2 separate regions of the Mus musculus genome follow, and region 1 is linked to region 2. Evidence: chromatin loops called from intact Hi-C (ENCODE). Cell type or tissue: left cerebral cortex. All regions are shown on one strand. Each heading gives the region's core, and the rest is flanking DNA. Links, peaks and the distances in the headings are about the cores only. Region 1 holds the start of Ctbs (chitobiase). Region 2 holds the start of Spata1 (spermatogenesis associated 1).

The links. Peaks named below come from ENCODE experiments on the same cell type or tissue, not always from the same donor. Only the 100,000 strongest peaks of a DNase experiment are listed, where the experiment ranks them.
Region 1: a loop joins it to region 2, with 2.1 times the contacts of the local background. A loop is called at or near these places in 10 of 42 quality-filtered maps.

Annotation. Positions count from the first base shown.
Region 1 is chr3:146,447,085-146,455,417 of GRCm38, reverse strand. Ctbs (chitobiase) reads right to left here and starts at 4,951. Exons shown (of 7, transcript NM_001293672.1): 1 at 4,788-4,951; 2 at 933-1,071; 3 at 262-470. The coding sequence starts at 4,916. In left cerebral cortex, for the core only: a CTCF peak has its summit at 4,923; a DNase peak (open chromatin) is centred at 4,961; H3K4me3 peaks cover 1,267 bases; H3K27ac peaks cover 653 bases.
Region 2 is chr3:146,495,139-146,503,471 of GRCm38, reverse strand. Spata1 (spermatogenesis associated 1) reads left to right here and starts at 3,679. Exons shown (of 15, transcript NM_001316756.2): 1 at 3,679-3,817. It overlaps Gng5 (guanine nucleotide binding protein (G protein), gamma 5), which reads right to left and starts at 3,636. Exons shown (of 3, transcript NM_010318.2): 1 at 3,452-3,636; 2 at 73-212. The coding sequence starts at 3,532. The coding sequence ends at 87. In left cerebral cortex, for the core only: no CTCF peak of the experiment used is centred there; DNase peaks (open chromatin) are centred at 2,852, 3,186 and 3,735; H3K4me3 peaks cover 2,102 bases; H3K27ac peaks cover 1,746 bases.

The DNA of each region.
Region 1 (8,333 bases), core at 216-8,215, 48 kb after region 2:
GTTTAGGCCCTCCTGGCTTCTTGCTGCCCACAGTGTACAGTGCTGCAGACAAGAGGACAGAACAAATGCAGTGTTGTATTTTGATATAAATAGAAACCTAGGACCTTAAATAACAGTAACACTCCAGAAAAGGGGTTTTGGGAAATGTGTGCAGAGACTCTTCCACCATTGCTATAAAACTAAGATGTCACTAATCATATTTATGTAAATATATTTTGACTAAAAACCACCACCAACAACAAAAATGAATATTTATTTTACCTGTGATCCCTCGATCTCACGTTGGAAACTCTCTGTGGTTTCTTTGACCAGAGCTGTCAGTGCTTCATATTCAGGTGATGAGCAGTTAACTTCTTGCTCTATGTCTATATTAATCCCATCCATATACTGTGCTTTGGCTAAATCAACTTTCTGAGCTATCCACGATGCTCTGAAGGTAGGATCAATGATATTCTTCAGAGAGATGTCACCTTTGGAAGGAACAGACATATTTACATATGGATATGGATACTTTTCATAGGTAAAACCGTTTACTTCCCAAAGCCACTCCCAAAGAGAGCATAATGTCTTTGAAACACATGAATTTTGGAATATCAAGCCTCTAATCTGCTTTCCAAGTGGAGAAATAGTACCAAATAACAGCCATTGCTTACTAATCTTCGAAATAGTCCCTGTGAGCTAAAATGATCCTGAATTAGAAGCAGAGCTTGTAGACCATTACTCAAGGTCAGCGTGCTATAACTAGGCAATCACATTTGCTCAAAAACAAGAAGTAGGCTTATTTCTTTTTAAAACTGTGTTTGTGGAATAGATTTAGTGGTATCTACAACTAAGGTTTTGAATAAAAGAGGCATAAAAAGGACTATATATAGTAAACAGTACACATTTTTTTTTTTTTGCATTTGCTAGACGTGTGTCTGCTGAAAACATACCTTTTAGCACTACCCTGGCTCCTTTTGAATGAGCATAGCACATAAGTTCTGGGTCATATTTTCCAAAAGCTGCCACAGTTGTAATCTGTGACCAGTCATAAGATTTCCAGGTTTTCTGTCCAACATCAAATACAAAGACCTGCCAGGAAAACAGGGGTAGACACTGGCACTTAAACTGAGGCTATCATACTGACATCCAGATACTTGAACCACCTCCATATGTCAGGCAGTGGGCACTGAGTGTAATACGAAGACATCAGGTTACCAGTGTATTATACTGGTGGTTGCATGGACCTGGAAGAAGTACTGGCTAGTGTTGAGGCCTGAAGACAGAAAAAAACACAGTGACTATAAATGTTCAGTATGGCAGAAACCTAGAATTTAGAAAAAGCATAAAACACAGACTGTTGAATCTGGGGTAATTCATGAAAGCCAGCCCTGTTGAAAAGTTAGTATCCTGAGGGAAATGGGGAGAACAAAACCATTTTTATTTAATAAAACCACCTATTGTAATGGACTCACATGAAAACCTCACTCGTCTAGCTTAAGGTAGCCACTCAGACTGCAACTCCGTGAACTTCTCTACAGACTGGGTGGCCTTTTGGAGCCACGGAGCTTCATTTAAGGTTTCGTACTTTTACTGTCGATTATATTTTTATAAACACACAAGTGTGACCATTGACATGAGGAGAACCACCAGCTCTACATCTGTATGGTTTATGTGTTCTTTGCCTGAAATACTCCTCACCTAATATTTAGACACAAGTATTTTTTCAAAGGAAAAGGAATGCATCCTAGAAAATTCCCTTGTGCTGAAATGAGGAATGGATTAAAGAGGGACCCACACTGGAACCACCGAAGGGGACGAGTTTGGATGAATGTGGCCAGAACTCATGAGTGAGACCTCAGCAAAGGGTGGAGCACCAGAGCTCACAGAGTTTGCTGATCTTCAAGCTTCTGCCTGTTTCAGATGGAGCCATGGACACTGCTTAAGTTGCTACGTGTGCTTTTGAATGAAGCCGACTTAGAAGAGTAGTCAAGTCCAAGTTTAAAGTAGCTAATGTCCCTCCAGTGTTTCTCCCTCAGAGATGATCCTAGAAGCACAAAAGCTTCACTGGCCATGTTCCTTCTACCTGACGGTATTCATTTATGGAGAGAGCTAACCTTAATGAAAATGTAGGAGAGGTGTTTTGCTAGGCGCTAGAGGCACAGAGGTTAACAAATACCAAGATCCATTAGGAAATGACAGTAGCATCAAGGCCTGGAAGGAAATGTAGGGGCCTTGATTCCACGTCCAAGGAATCTGCTATCTAGGTGGTGAAAGAAACCATCCACGATGGCTTCATGGGAGGGGACCTCTGCATTCTGGAGGATGACAAAAGAAGATAGCCTACAGGCGAGTGGGCATTTGCAGATTAGAACAAAGTTCCTACAACTCAGGTTCCCCACAACTAAAAAGAGTTCTGAGATTCTGGACCTGAAAAGGTAGCTACGACACAGAAATGCTGAAAGAGAAAGGAACAATATAAAATTAACTAGGTGGTATTCTCAAGCAGTATTTGAGGACCACAGAATTGTTCATTTTTCTGGAGTTCCATTAGAGTTTCAAGAAGGGGTGGCACATTATACTGGCACTGAAAATAGAGATGTAGGGGCCCACAGGAGAATGGACCAGTAAGGGCTGTGCAGAGCAACAACCATAATTGTTAAGGCTGTCATTGAATATTCGCATGCCTTTACCTTTCCGAATTAACTATGCGCAGTTCATTTTTTTCTGTCAAGCAACCATTTAATAAAGTTACTACACACAGAATGTGAAACTGGATAGCTCAGTGTTTTAATTCTCATATTTAAGACTCAACTTGTTAAAAACAAAACAAAACCCAACTAGGTAGGGCCTGTGATCTAATAGCAACTACTCTCAATCTTGAGAACACAAAGGGAGGGGTGTCAGATGTCCATGGTGGGGAATGGTATCTTAGTGACTATTAACTGTGATGAAACACTGACCAAAGCAACTTGGGGAGGAAAGGGTTTATTCGGCTTATATTTCCATATCACACTGTTCATCGTCAAAGGAACTCAAACAGGGTGGGAACCTGGAGGCAGGAGCTGATGCAGAGGTCAGGGAAAAAGTCTCCTTACCGCCATGGAACCCAGGACTGCCTGTTCAGGAAAGGCACCACCCATAATAGGCTGGGTCCTCCTCCACCAATCACTAATTCAGGAGATGTCCTATAGGCTAACCTATGGCCAGATTGGATGGGGGCATTTTCTTAATTGATTCCTCCTCCCTGGTGACTCTAGCTTGTGTCAAATTGGCATAAAATTTGCCAGTACAAACGGGTTCATTCTCAAAGCATAGGTCAGTCCCCTGTAATTCTGCCACACAAATATATGTAGTGGGGAAGGAGACTCTTATAATCTACACTCTTCTCATTTCAAGAAGCAAAAGGCTAGTGAGGCCTCATTTACTACGAGTTTATGGATGAGTATAATTTTCTTAGCATGTAATGACAAATTCTCACAAATACTATATCACCCACTAAGTGTTGAGTGCCGCAATAAATCAGATTGTTATAAAACCACTTAATTGAGGGGAGGGGCTTTAGGCTGAAACAGCTGAGCAAGTCCCTTGAGTTCCTAGTTAGCCAATCAGAACCAGTCAGCTAATCTCTAAGCAGGTGTCTTAGGGCTTCTTTGGCTGTGAATTAGCACCATGACTGCAAAACTTATAAAGGAAAACATTTCATTGGAGTTGGCTTACAGTTCCGAGGTTTAATCCTTATCATCATGGCAGCATCCAGGCAGCCGTGATGCTGGCGAGGGAGCTCAGAGTTCTAAGCAGCAGGGCAAAGACTGAGCCACTCTAGACCGAGCTTGAGCATGGGAGACCTCAAAGCCCATCCCCACAGTGACACACTTCCTCCAACAAGGCCACACCTGTTAATGTGTCACTTCCTATGGGACAAGCATGTAAACACATGACTCCATGAGGGCCATTCCCATTCAAACTACCACAGTAGGAAAGATCCACCGGACCAGAAACTAAAAGTAACAGCTATCCATTGCCAAACAGCTAATTCTTTCTCTCCCAAAACTTTAATTTCTGATCTTAATGATCTGAGTGCTACTAGTGACCCTTGCTCAAAGAAACGTTAATGCACCTAAATTTTTCTTTTTAAAAAATGTCCAGTTTCCACAGTAGGCAGTCTACAAAAATACTGTCACTATTTTTCTAAACAATGTATGCAAACACAAGCATTTAAATATCTATGTCTCAAAACCAAATATAAGTTTAAGACCCATCAACTGTTCCTTCTTTGTACAAATTTTTTGAGACTGGACCCCCTGACATCGCTGACCCCCAGGTCCAGCCACTGTCATCAACTTCGGTCACGCGATTTTACCAATGCTTCGTGGTAAGTCCGTAAGCTTTATACGCCATTCTGCTGGGTTAAAGAAAAATGGACTCAAATAGCTGTTTTTGCCGCTTTCCTGGGTGGGTGACTGTCCATAAACGAAAGAACTAATCCGTACCAAGTACAAAGGTTAGCAGAACATCCTGCTTTCGGATGTACTTTTGGAGGTGGACACTTTCCTACTAAATGTGCATTGCCTTGGAAACCGAGAACCGGTTCTCCTACCCTCCCCGCAGGTGGCTGAGCGGTTAGCGGGAGGAGCTGGCCTCGGGAATCTGATGAGGCAGGAGCATTACACAGTCTGCGGCCTGGGAAGTTGCCCAACCTCTGAAGGAAATCTAAAAAGAGGAAGACTCTGGTGGTTAAGGCTACTCAGTGAGCGCACAACTTCTACAGCCTTGAGTATCAGACCGACGGGCAAATGAGTGCTGACCTCGAAGTCGGGACGGTGGCGGATCGGTTGGCAGAGAGCAGCCTCGGAGCACGGGCAGTCCCCGGCCGAGAGCCGTGCCAACAGCGGCAGCAGCAGCAGAGTGAATTCCGGGAGGCCACACAGCGCCATGCCTGGGGTGGAGGCTGCGGGAATGACGCCTCTTGAAGGGCGGGCCCTGATGTCCTATGGGCAGGCGGGGCGGAGTCTCTGCTGAGGGGCGTGGCCTGATGCTAAACGGAGAGCGACCCAGCCTGCTGCTTGGTAGGTGGGCCCTAGAAGGCGGGGCTGATGCTGGACTTTGTGGAGAAGTGGGACTTGCAGCCAATTGACTGGGATCCCACCCCGGCTGCTGGGGGCACTACCTATGAGTAAATGTAAGATGTGACAGGGGTCTTCCTTACACTCCAGTGCTAGGAAGGGCTAGGTAAACAGTCTTGACCCGGGTAACTCGCAGGTAACTCTACCACTTTTATTCTCTCCATCACTCTACATCACTCTACACCATTTCATGATTGTGTGGTCTGAACGTTTTCTGCTCATTCATCTTACAATTGATTTTGAATCTCTTGCTTGGCGTTGCTCCCCGCACCCCACCCCTGCCAATATAGCTCAGCACAGTGCTTGGCTTGTAGTAAATAGTACGTTCACTGTAAAACTCCAAGAGCTCCTGTTTTCTTTTTTTAAACTTCAATCGGTTTGAGACCATTCTTTTCCAAGTCTCTACACAGGGTATTTTTTAAAATGTAAAATGGACGGGTGATATTATTGTCAATTTACCAGATGTTTGGTTAAGTGTGTATTGTGATTTTCCAGCATTAAATAAAGAGAATTTAAAGATAAACTCTGTGCGGTGATTTTGCTTGAGAGATATGACCTCAAGAAAAGCCTTTCCTTTGGCTATGAGAATAGGGAAGGGGGCTCTAACAGGGTCATCAGGTCCTGGGGGTGTGACCTGGATTGCTCTGCTCAGCGTGTACTGAATGCTGGAAGGAGAACGCACTTTGAAGATTTGGGCATTTTCTTTGGGGAATTCTTCTGTTTAAGTAGCAACAGGAATAAAAATTCTCTTTATGGCTATAAAGGAAATTGAATGTCATTAAACTCATAATGACAATTAAAACACCCATTATAGCATATGAGTTTAAATTTATTGTACACTCCCTAAACACCAATAAAAATTTAAATGATGTAAATTCTTTTCCCAGAACCAAAATGTTGTCAAAGCAAGGATCTCTCTGAGCTCTCTCAGAAGAGCGGAAAGCAAAGGATACTCGGGAACAAATTAATATATTTCTAATCCTGGCAGACTGGAAAGGCTGGAAACCAGGTTTGCTTTCTTGTCTTCGTTTCTCTTCCTGTGGCTGTGATTAAGAAGTAACTAAGATAGCTTTTTTTCCTGGCTCACAGTTCAAGGTACAGTCTACTATGGCAAAGAGGTCACGGCAACAGGGTCTTGAAGCAGCCGGTCACAGTCAGAAAACAGGATGCAGGCATGCATGCAGATGTTGAGCTGGCCTTCCTCTTCATAATGCAGTCTTGAAACGACCTCAGAAAATGGTGCAGCCAGAGTGGCAGACAGAGTCTCCCCACCACAATTAACTTGATTGTAGATAGGCATGCCCAACATCAGGCTGACGGTTAACACTATCAGGGTCCCTCCTTTAAAGGCTTGATGAACGTGGTGGTGAAGGACTTTTGCTCGGCTACTTTTCCTCTCAGGCTCTGATCTGGACTGAACCCTCACTGTCCAATCAGAGTAGGAGCCGTGTAAAGCAGGTGTGCTTTTCAGCCTTGTCTTACGGGCAGCGAAGCTGACCCACAGGCGGATGTTCCGAGGATCTGATGATGCTAAGTGTGAAGCAGGGGTTTGGCCTGACCTTGCCTTAATAGGTACTCTTGTTCTTCAGGGGTTTTCCACCTAAAACCTGGTATGTGCCTCAGTGGTAAGGCGTGGAGCTAAGATTTCACCCTGGACAATGTAGCTCCACGTCAGCAACCTTAACATGGATGCCAAGTCGTCTCCACTCTCCATCAGGGCGGGGAAGTCTTCAAGCTGCCCCAGAGCCCGTCCTTATCTGGCCTTTGAGCAAGTAATCTGTCGGCTCCTGTAAAACTGCACAGCATCCCCGGGCCACGGCGCCTCCACTCCACTCGGCAATCTCAATGGGTTGGGCAAGTCTACAGTCTATTTTCCTGACATAGAGGAAACTGTCAGCATTAGGTTGACAGTTTAAGACTCACACAAAGCCTGCAGCACAGGGCATCATCCCCTTCTGGAATCACATGGCCATTCTTACCTGGCATTTAAGAGTAGGTCCTCCGGCCTACCTCACACCCATCTTTCCCTTCCATAAGGAGTAGGTTTCAAAGCCAGGAATTGTAGCACATGTCCTCAGTACCAGCATTCAGGAAGCAGAGGCAAGCAGATTGCTGCTGAGGTCAAGGCCATCCTGGTCCACATAGTTCCAGGCCAGCCAGGGCTACATGGTGAGATCCTGTCTTACAAAAACCAAAAGCCAAAAGGAAATAGGTTTCAGCTGTTGCGTGGCTCTTTCAGAATGTTTACTAACCAACCCAGCATTGTAAAGACTAATAATTGCAGATAGTTTCTTAACCTTGGGCTGGAAATTATCTTCTCATTCCTGGCCTTTGATCTGGGGAACTTTCTGGAAACAGGTCTCTCTGTAAGAGTAAGGTACTCTTCACACATTTGAAAACAGACAGCTAACATTTCTGCCTCCTCTGATTTCTAAATCTTTCCTCTCTAGCTAAACAAATTAACTCACACCCCTAGATCCTGACTCATCATCCACTCTAAGGTCATTGTGACTCTAAGGACAGGGTGTGTGGCACTTACAGACATTCCAGCATGAGCAGGTCTATGCAGCATACTGCATAACTTACTTGCAGAAGTAGATGCGCCTTTGTGCCTGTCCTACCCATGTGGGATTATAATAAATCCACTATGAGTAAAAGCCTCTGTCTACGTTGGTTTGGTAGTTAATGTAAAACCCACTCTCATTCTCGCCTTTTACTAATGTTGCAAACCTAACCTGTTTGACAGATTCATCCTATAAAACTGCTTCTTACTAAGTCAGTCCATCCTGGATGCAAAGATTTGGAGACGCTGTGCCTTTCCTGGACTTCAAGTTGAGAGGCTTAGAGAACAGGCTGACAAATCTGCAAACATAGTATTTGCCCGTGTCTTTCGTTGGCATGAAAAGGAATCTGTTTCCACCTGATGGAAACCAATCAAGACTGAGCCCGTCCTGATGGCCAGGTCAGCATGCCAAGGCTGAAGAGCGGACAGAAGCCTTCTGTTTATAGCTCATCTCTAGCACTTTTTACCACAGCCCCCACACTTGGAGATGGTCACAATCTTGTATGCATTAGCATACTAAAGTTGCAATAACTAAGTGCCCTAAAGGAGATGAATGAAGCAATAACAAGATATTTATTGTTCCATGATTCTAGATGTCCAAGAGCAAGATTATCTGGGGTGGGGGTGGGGGGTCTTTCTAAAGGCTACAGGAGAAATCTGTCCTA
Region 2 (8,333 bases), core at 6-8,005:
GACACTGTCAGTGCTACAGATAAGAAGACCTAAGTGTCTTCCTTTGAATCAAAGGGGGCGGTGTGAACTTACCTCAAGATAGATGACTACAAAAAGGAGCAGACTTTCTGGGGTCTGAAGGGATTCGTACTTGAAGACACTCCAGTCAGCAGAGGGTCATGTTGAGCATTCTGCAGACAGAACTGTTTCAAGTCTGCAGCTGCCTGGGAAACCTATGACAGTGAAAGGAGAAACATCTATTGGTTAAGGTTCTGATGATTTTTATAAGTCTGGAAACACCTGAAATAAACATCACTTCAAAATAGCGTACTGCTAACCGTTCTATACTGGCTCATACTCAGGACACTAAGTAAATGAAACTGAATTGCAATGTTTTTTTCCTACTCATCACAAGCATCAAGCGACTCAATAGTATAATCCCATTTACCTACAAAGCACAGCATGTCTTGTTTTTATATGATGGGCTGTTCAACAAGCCCTGACAGCTTGGTTTGGGGAAAATAGAATTTGTTTAGTCTTGTGTAGCCCAGGCTGGCCTCAAACTTGCTATGCAGCAACTGCCTTAAACACTGAACATCTAAGCCTCCTGCCTCTTAGATGGTAATCTGAGTGCTGGGATCCAAATCAGGACTTTCATAGGCAAAAACTCTTAACAACTGAGTCACATCCCCCATTATCTTGTTATTAATATGTAGTATTAATAGTTCAACAAAAAGATCTTAACATTATAGGGAAATGGTCTTGAAAGCAAACTGGAAAAATGCCCATGAACCTAAGGTAACCAGCACAGAACTAAGAATTCAATGTTCTTTAAATTTATACCCATCCATATACTACCTTGCAATTAAGAGTGACATACACCTACCATTTTATATATATTCTGGTTAGGAAATACAGGATATAATAAACAATACTGAAGTCCTATTTGGGTTGTACTATATACACGTATCAACACTGCCAAATCACATTTGTGGCAAATACAGTGTTTCTTGAAGATAGGCTGCTCAGAAAGGTTGTTAGACTGGGCCTGAGTTTGATCTCCAGAACCCACATTTGAGTGGAAGGAGTGATCAAACTCTACAAGGTTGCAGCTCTCTTAACTCCCCGTGTGTACCATGGCATGCATGCTCACATACACACACCTTTTAAATTAACCAGAGCAGAAGTGCCTGGCTCTGTAACTTAAACAGTTGAGTTCAAAGCTGGTCCAGCTACTTGGCAAAACCCTATCTCAAACTAGCTGATTGAACACAAATACCGACACAACAAAGTGGATGGGTAAGCAGACACTGAAAAACTAAAAATGCACTCAAGCCATTTAATTCCTGTGTTTACTCTTAATCTCAGTTATCTCTAAGATTACAACAAATGCCTAAAACCCAGGCCCTAGATGATAGCTATATTGTGACCTAGGGATCAGTCACCCTGGATAAGTTAAACTCAGCTTCAATCTACCTGTGTTTGGCTTATACAACAATTCAGTATAATACGTCTCATGTGACTCATGGACTGAATATTAGAGGTTCCTGCAGTTCTTAAACGCTTGTACAAATAACCCACACCCTGCTTTGCCTCTTAAAAGTGGCTACTGTATGGAAGGTAAAGTATGAGTTTTCAGTGTTACAGCATTTGGTTTTGTTCAAGATCAGCAGTTAGCATGAAGTGCCTGTTAATTCCTTTCCCACACATTTCTCCAAGTACCACGATGTATGGACTGTATCTCTAGGCACAGAATCCTAGGGAAGGAACGGTGAGAAACCTAAGGCTGTTTGACTAACAGTGCTCCAGGCCGCTGGGGTGCACTCCTTTAATCCCAGCAGGCAGAGGCAGGCAGACCTCAGCTTGAGGCCAGTCTGCTCTACAGAGAGTTCCAGGAGAGCCAGGGTTATATGGAGAAACCCTGTCTCAAGAAAACAAAACCCAGCATTCTAAACAGCAACCTTGAGACTTAAGATGGAATGGCTGCTAGTACCCAAGCCACAGAGCAGCCACTATCTACCATCCAGGAGGTTGACACTGCAAAACTATTAGTCAGGCTTCCAAATGTCCTGACCTACCTGAGAGTTTGGTAAAAAAAAGCACTTGTAATTACCACCTAAACGAATACAATAGTAAGTTTATGCTAGCTTTAAAATGTCACACACAAAAAGCACCTAGCATAGGTGTGGTACATGGATGATATCAAATGGCACCTAACCTAATTTAGGAACCTAGATTAGACATGTAACATTCCCAAGTGAGATGAGCCTTGCCATGGAAACTTCAAAAACCTGTTTGTCTGTGGTGGCTCGAGTCATCCCAGTGAGAAGCCTTCAGAAGAATTAGGACGCAAGGCAAGAGAAGCTAGGAGGTAGCCACAGAGCAGGTAGGGTTTTCAAAGAAAAGGAAGTCCTCCTCTGGGAGCTAGCTCACTGCTTTGGGCCACCAGGGTTAAGTACCGCCACTGTAATTACTACACGTACCTGTCTTTATTTCCTCCCCCAACCCACTATTTTTTTCCTTCCTGGCCTACTTTATGACAGTTATTATATATGAATGATGATGATCAATAGATCACTTCAAATTTCAGAGCTCTAATCTGGCCAAGACTAAGTCACTTGGATGAAAAGTGAGAATATGATTAGAGTCCAAACCAAGACTGATTGGGCGTCTCCCTACCCTCCTCCTATGGTTACCACAAGGAAGTTGAGCAGTCTCTGACATTTCTACTTGAGAAGAAAGCTAAATAGAAGCCTTCTCCAAAAGCACGTTAGAAATAAGGACTAGCCTGCTGAATATAAAATCAAATCACCTTGGAAACTGGCAGGGTCTAGCAAGGCGACTTATATTCTTGTTTCTTTTTATAATCACCGGGAAGTGTTTCACATGTAACCCGACCTATTACGTCAGAAAGAGGCCAAATCCGTTTAGGAGTTGAAAAAAATAAACCAAACGGTCCTTAGAGCCAAAGCGTCTGAATGCCTAGCTGTCTACCAACAAGGACAGCCTTTCCCTAAAAGTCAACAGCCCAAGACCCGACCCCCCAACCAGACCGCAAGCTCCCAGGCCAGCGGCCAGCGGTTTCTCGGGTAAACAGACACCCCAGCAAGGTCAGCCGAGCACGCCGCGGCGTCTGCTGCAAACACCTCTTTGTTCGAGGCTGGACCCCCACAAAGGTGGAGTCCGGAGACTCCCGGGACGATCCGCAAACAAAAGTTGCTCATCAGGCCGCCATCCGGAGCTACCCAGGCGGACTCGTGTGTGTTCAAAGGACGAGGGCTGGGAGTGAGCCTGGGTGAGACGTGCGAGACGGAAGTCGCTGGCGAGACCCGCCGGGGCCGCCGAGAGTCGGCGGGCGGCGGAAGGGCGGGCCCCCTCCTCGCCCTCGGCCCACAGCCCGGCCAGAGGAGCCGCGTGTCGGCTCGCGCTTCCCCCCAACCCCGGGGCCCACCGCCCGCCCACGCCCGCTCACCTTCACGCGGTTGAGCCCGGCCTCCAGCCGGAGCTGCTGGACCACCTTCTTCATGGCGGCGACGCTAGAAGAACCCGACATGGCGCTCGGGACAGCCGGGCCGACTCGTCAGTCCGGGCAGGGGGCGGCAGGTCGCGGGACGGCGGGGGCGGGGCTCCGAACTTCGTCGAAGTTTCCGGGGCTGTGCGCGCCGCGCATGCGCGCCGACGCCCCCTCCCCCTCCCCCCGGGACGGCCGCGGGCTCCCCCCGCGCGCGCGAGAGAGAGAGAAGGGGCGGAGCGGCCGGTGGGCGCGGTGGCGACGGGGGCGGTGCGGCCCGACGCCCGGCCGGCGCCTTCCGCCTCTGGAGGGGCTGGGTAGGGCGAGGTAAGAGGACGCCCCGGGGCGGACTCGGGAGCGCGGGGAGGGAGGTCCGCGACCGACGGCGGGGTGAGGGACGTGGCCGCGCTGCCTCGGGGCGTCCGTGACACGTCCCAAGTCCCGCCAGCTCAGCCCTGTGTGAGGCGCCCTCGGGTGAACCGGCGGCGCCGGCCGCAGCTCGCCCAGCCCGGGGCCCAGGGCGCCGTAACGGACCCGGGCCGCGGGACCCTGGACGGTCGGAGGCTGGCCTGTCGCCGAGAGGTGCGAGCCGCCCCGCACAGCTTCCTGTTAGCCCTGTCTTTCTGGAATCTGTCCCCCGTGCTTTTTTAAAAAATAAAGCGTTCGCGTTCGGGGATCGTTTGCTCTTTTGATGTCCCTGTAATTGCTGACTTCGTGCTTGTAACTGATGAACCCCAGAGGGGTTTTCAGAAGGACTCAAAAGTTTAGTAAGATTTAAATTAGTCCTGTTGAGACCTAACATCTCTAAACAGGAGGTTCGTCGTGAGTGCTGTTTCTTTGGGATACTGAGAAAAATGACATGGTTTGCTCTGGGCCAACACATCGCGTTACTGAGCAGTTAATATCAGTTTGGGGTTTTACCCAGTCCTTAACAGTGACCATCTAAGAAACTTGGGTTTGAATTTAGCCCTGGTGTGCTTGGGCAAGCCGTTTAAACTGCCGAAGTTAAAACGCTCCCTGGATTTCTTGGAAAAAAAAAATGAAACGAAATGAAATTATATGTGTAAAGAATACGAAAACTGAGGCTGGAAGATGGCAGTTAGAGGACTGGGGAACTGAGCCCTCGTGCAGAGGACCTAAGGTCACACTTCCCACCACCCACACTGGGCAACTCAAAAGCACCAAGTCCTGGGCTACTGTCACCCTCACTGGAGTCTGGGAACGTTTGCATTCACACACGTACATTAATTAATACATAATTTAAAAAGTGAACGAACAAACCATATTGTTTGAGACAGGGTCTCACTTTGTAGTTCTGGCTGGCCTGAAACTCCATGTAGACCAGGCTGGCCTCGAAACCCACAGCCTTCCAAGCATTGTGATTAAAGGCTTGTGCCTCCAAAATAAATTAATTAATGCAAAATGTAACACAAATATTTTACTTTGTGCCTTGTTACCTGTAATGTATGCTAAAATGCAGATTTCTAAGATTAACGTGTAACTTAAAGTTCTACTTTATATTAGTTACAATAATACTTAAGAACTATGGAATGTGCTGGAAGACATTTCAAAGAAGATTTTACATGGTACAGAACCCATTATTAAGGAAATGTTGAGGAATAAACAAATTTGTCTTAGTCTCAGAAAGTTTATTGTTTTCTTTTCCCCAAACTATTGAGCTAGGAAACCAGAGTGTATTGCTGTCTCACACACCAGATGCTATCATAGTTTTATGGTATGTCAAATAAGCAATACATATTGGGATAGAAAGGAAGGAAAATAAGATTGCCTTTAAATTCATTTACATTCGAAGATATGAGTATTACATACAGTTCATGAACTATCAATATCTCCTAGTAAAAGCTTTTTTAACCTTCCACGATGTTCTAAAATATTTCAAAGGCTTTACCATGTGTTTACATATTAGATGATTAAAGATAGACTTTGTTATCAAAATGGGCCCTGGACTTGGTTCTAAAAAATTCCTACAACATAGGTTTCCCAATTTTTTTTCCTGTTACATACATGCAATACATTTCTTTCTATGGCTTTGCTAATATGTTGTTGGTATAATAATTAGTTTTCATTATTGAATATGGAACTTATAGGGAAATTTTGGTAAAGAAATGTTTGCAAAAGTGTTTAAGATAGCCAATGAAGATTTGTATTTTTAGTCAACATTTATGCATATTTTCACCCATTTTTCAGGAAATGGGGCATTAAGTATTTTTACTCTAAAATGTTACATTTCTGTCCTCCTATCTTACCACATTAGCATTCACCTTATGCTATGAGTTCTGTCTTAAACTCCGAAGGCCAAAATGCTAAAGCTTGATTGCCTGCCTGTGGACTATTGGAAGGTTGAGCCTTTATGGAGTAAGGCCTAGTGGAAGGAAGGCAAACATGCCATTGATAGGGGTATCAGGACATTTGCCTCTTCCTCAGTCTTTTCATTTCATATCAAAAGTTTCTGTCATGTGTCCCTGCCACAATGTACTATACTGCTACAGGCTCAAATCAACAGGTCAAGGCATCATTATAAATAGACTTCATTCATCAATTAGTACTATAAGACTTAAATATACCCTAATGGTATGTAGGTTCAGAGATGTCCCTGGGCACTTCGTTTATTTAACTAACACAAGTTACCTTTTAGGAGGGTTAGTACTTTATTGGGTCACCCGTGTACTAGACAGGACAAAACTCTCAGAACAGAAATAGAACCTGAATTTATCCTAATCAGAGAGATCTGTGTCTTTCTATCATCTGCCATAAGGTTGACTGTATTCTGATTTCTCTTAGTTGAAAGGTATTATCACTACCCGAATGAATCCAAGAACTGGAAAGAATCTTACGCTCAAGTCATTTTCTCATTATGACTGAGGCATAGACCACAGTGAATGGCCTTATATAGTTTGCAGGACTAGAACCCTGCTTTGCTAATGCTCAGTCCCTGTGATTGCTTTCTATGGAGTTCTGATAGATGTAAATATAGCCTCAGTCAACTCCCAATTTTAGTGGTCACATGGGATTTCTAGTACACTAAGTATCTCTTTGTATTTGCTAGCCTCAAACAATAACTAAAAATTTCTCAAATCCTTATTTACTTTGAGGAATACTAGAAATTTTTAAAATTTGATTTTAGCTCTGGAGCTGAGTGTCAAAGTTATTTTTATTTTTTCAGTCACTTGATTTTTAACATTTGGTTCTGGGGGCTCAAACCTAAGGGCTTTGCATGTACTATGCAAGTGATCCCCAACTGCACTGTACCCCCAGACTAAACAACTCACTTTTAGACACATTGGTAATTGTTGATTAAAATTAGTATACAAGATAAGATTGATCATCCGTTCTTGACAGGAAGGTTGTAAGGTAAAATATTGTAGTACGTAGAGGAGTCTATATTAGAACTGTATAGTCCTCTTCGCTTTGCTCGTCAGATTGCTTTATGTTCTAATTGGTATTACTTTGTCCATTTGTCTGGAAATCCAAGTGTTATGTTAGGATTTAGTATGTGAAATGTTTTGGTTAGGATTAACTTGAAATTCTAATCATGCCCAATTTTAATTTAAACTTGTTATTAATTAAATAACAGATTCATTCAAGTTAGTAAAGCATTGAGTGAGGTTATTATTGTAAAGATAATGTAGACAAGTCATGAAAATTGATTCTATGTGAAACTTCAAAACTTCAGAGGCAGGCAGATTTCTGAGTTCCAGGCCAGCCTCGTCTACAAAGTGAGTTCCAGGACAGCCAGGGCTACACAGAGAAACCCTGTCTCAACCCCCCCCCCAAAAAAAAAACCCAAACAAACAAACAAACAAACAAAACTAGAACTATGTCACAGATAAACCAAACAGGAAGAAAATCAAAGGTTGAGAATTTTAGCAGCAAAAATCCTGGCCTTTGTTGCTTATAACTAGTTTTATCTAGCTTTCCTGTTACCATGCATTTGCTTAGTCAATCTGTTTTTAAAATCTATATAACCTCAAAAAAGTACAGCTTTCTCATGGTATGAGCATGTCTAGTGGCTATGATGACTGCTTCATAACGTCTTTCCCTATATTGTTTCCTTAGCAGCTACCAAATTATATTTGAAAACTTTGGGAGGGTTCCCGCCACCAAATCTTATTCCTAACGGACTTAGCTTCCTAACAGGCCCTTTTATTTGTTTTTAGCTATCTAAAACTTCAGTCTCAACCAGGCGATGGTGGTGATACACATATTTAGTCCCAGCACTCAGGAGGCAGAAGCAGTTAGATCTTTGCATTTGAACCCAGCCTGGTCTACAAAGTGAGCTCCAGGACAGCCAAGCTACACAGAGAACCCTGCCTTGAGGAAGGAAAAAAAAAACAAAAAACAAAACAAACAAACAAACAAAAAAAACCACACAGACAGACAGACACAGACACAAATAATTTGGTCTCTATTACTTGTCCAGCTAGAAATGTCTAAACATGACTAAAATAAATATTGCTAAATATTGCTACTTTGCTATTACTTGAGAAAAAGCACACTAGAGTGTAGTTTACCAAAAAACAATAGTGAAGTAGATCTTTATTGATAGTTCTTGAGTTCTCTTAATTACAAGTTTGTTCTGAATTAATATATTTAATATATCTGCATAAAGTTTTCAGTTTCTTAATTCAAATACTATTTAGCTAATTCATACTTATATAAGTGGTACTTTAAATGTTATTTACTGACTCTATTAGTTGTTAATATGACCCAGTCAGTGCCCCAATAATCGAAGCCGAGTCCTATAGATGTATTTAAGCAGCTTAGCACAGTCACTGGGAATTACCCCTAATCTATTTTTCTATACGCTAGACCGTCTGCTCCC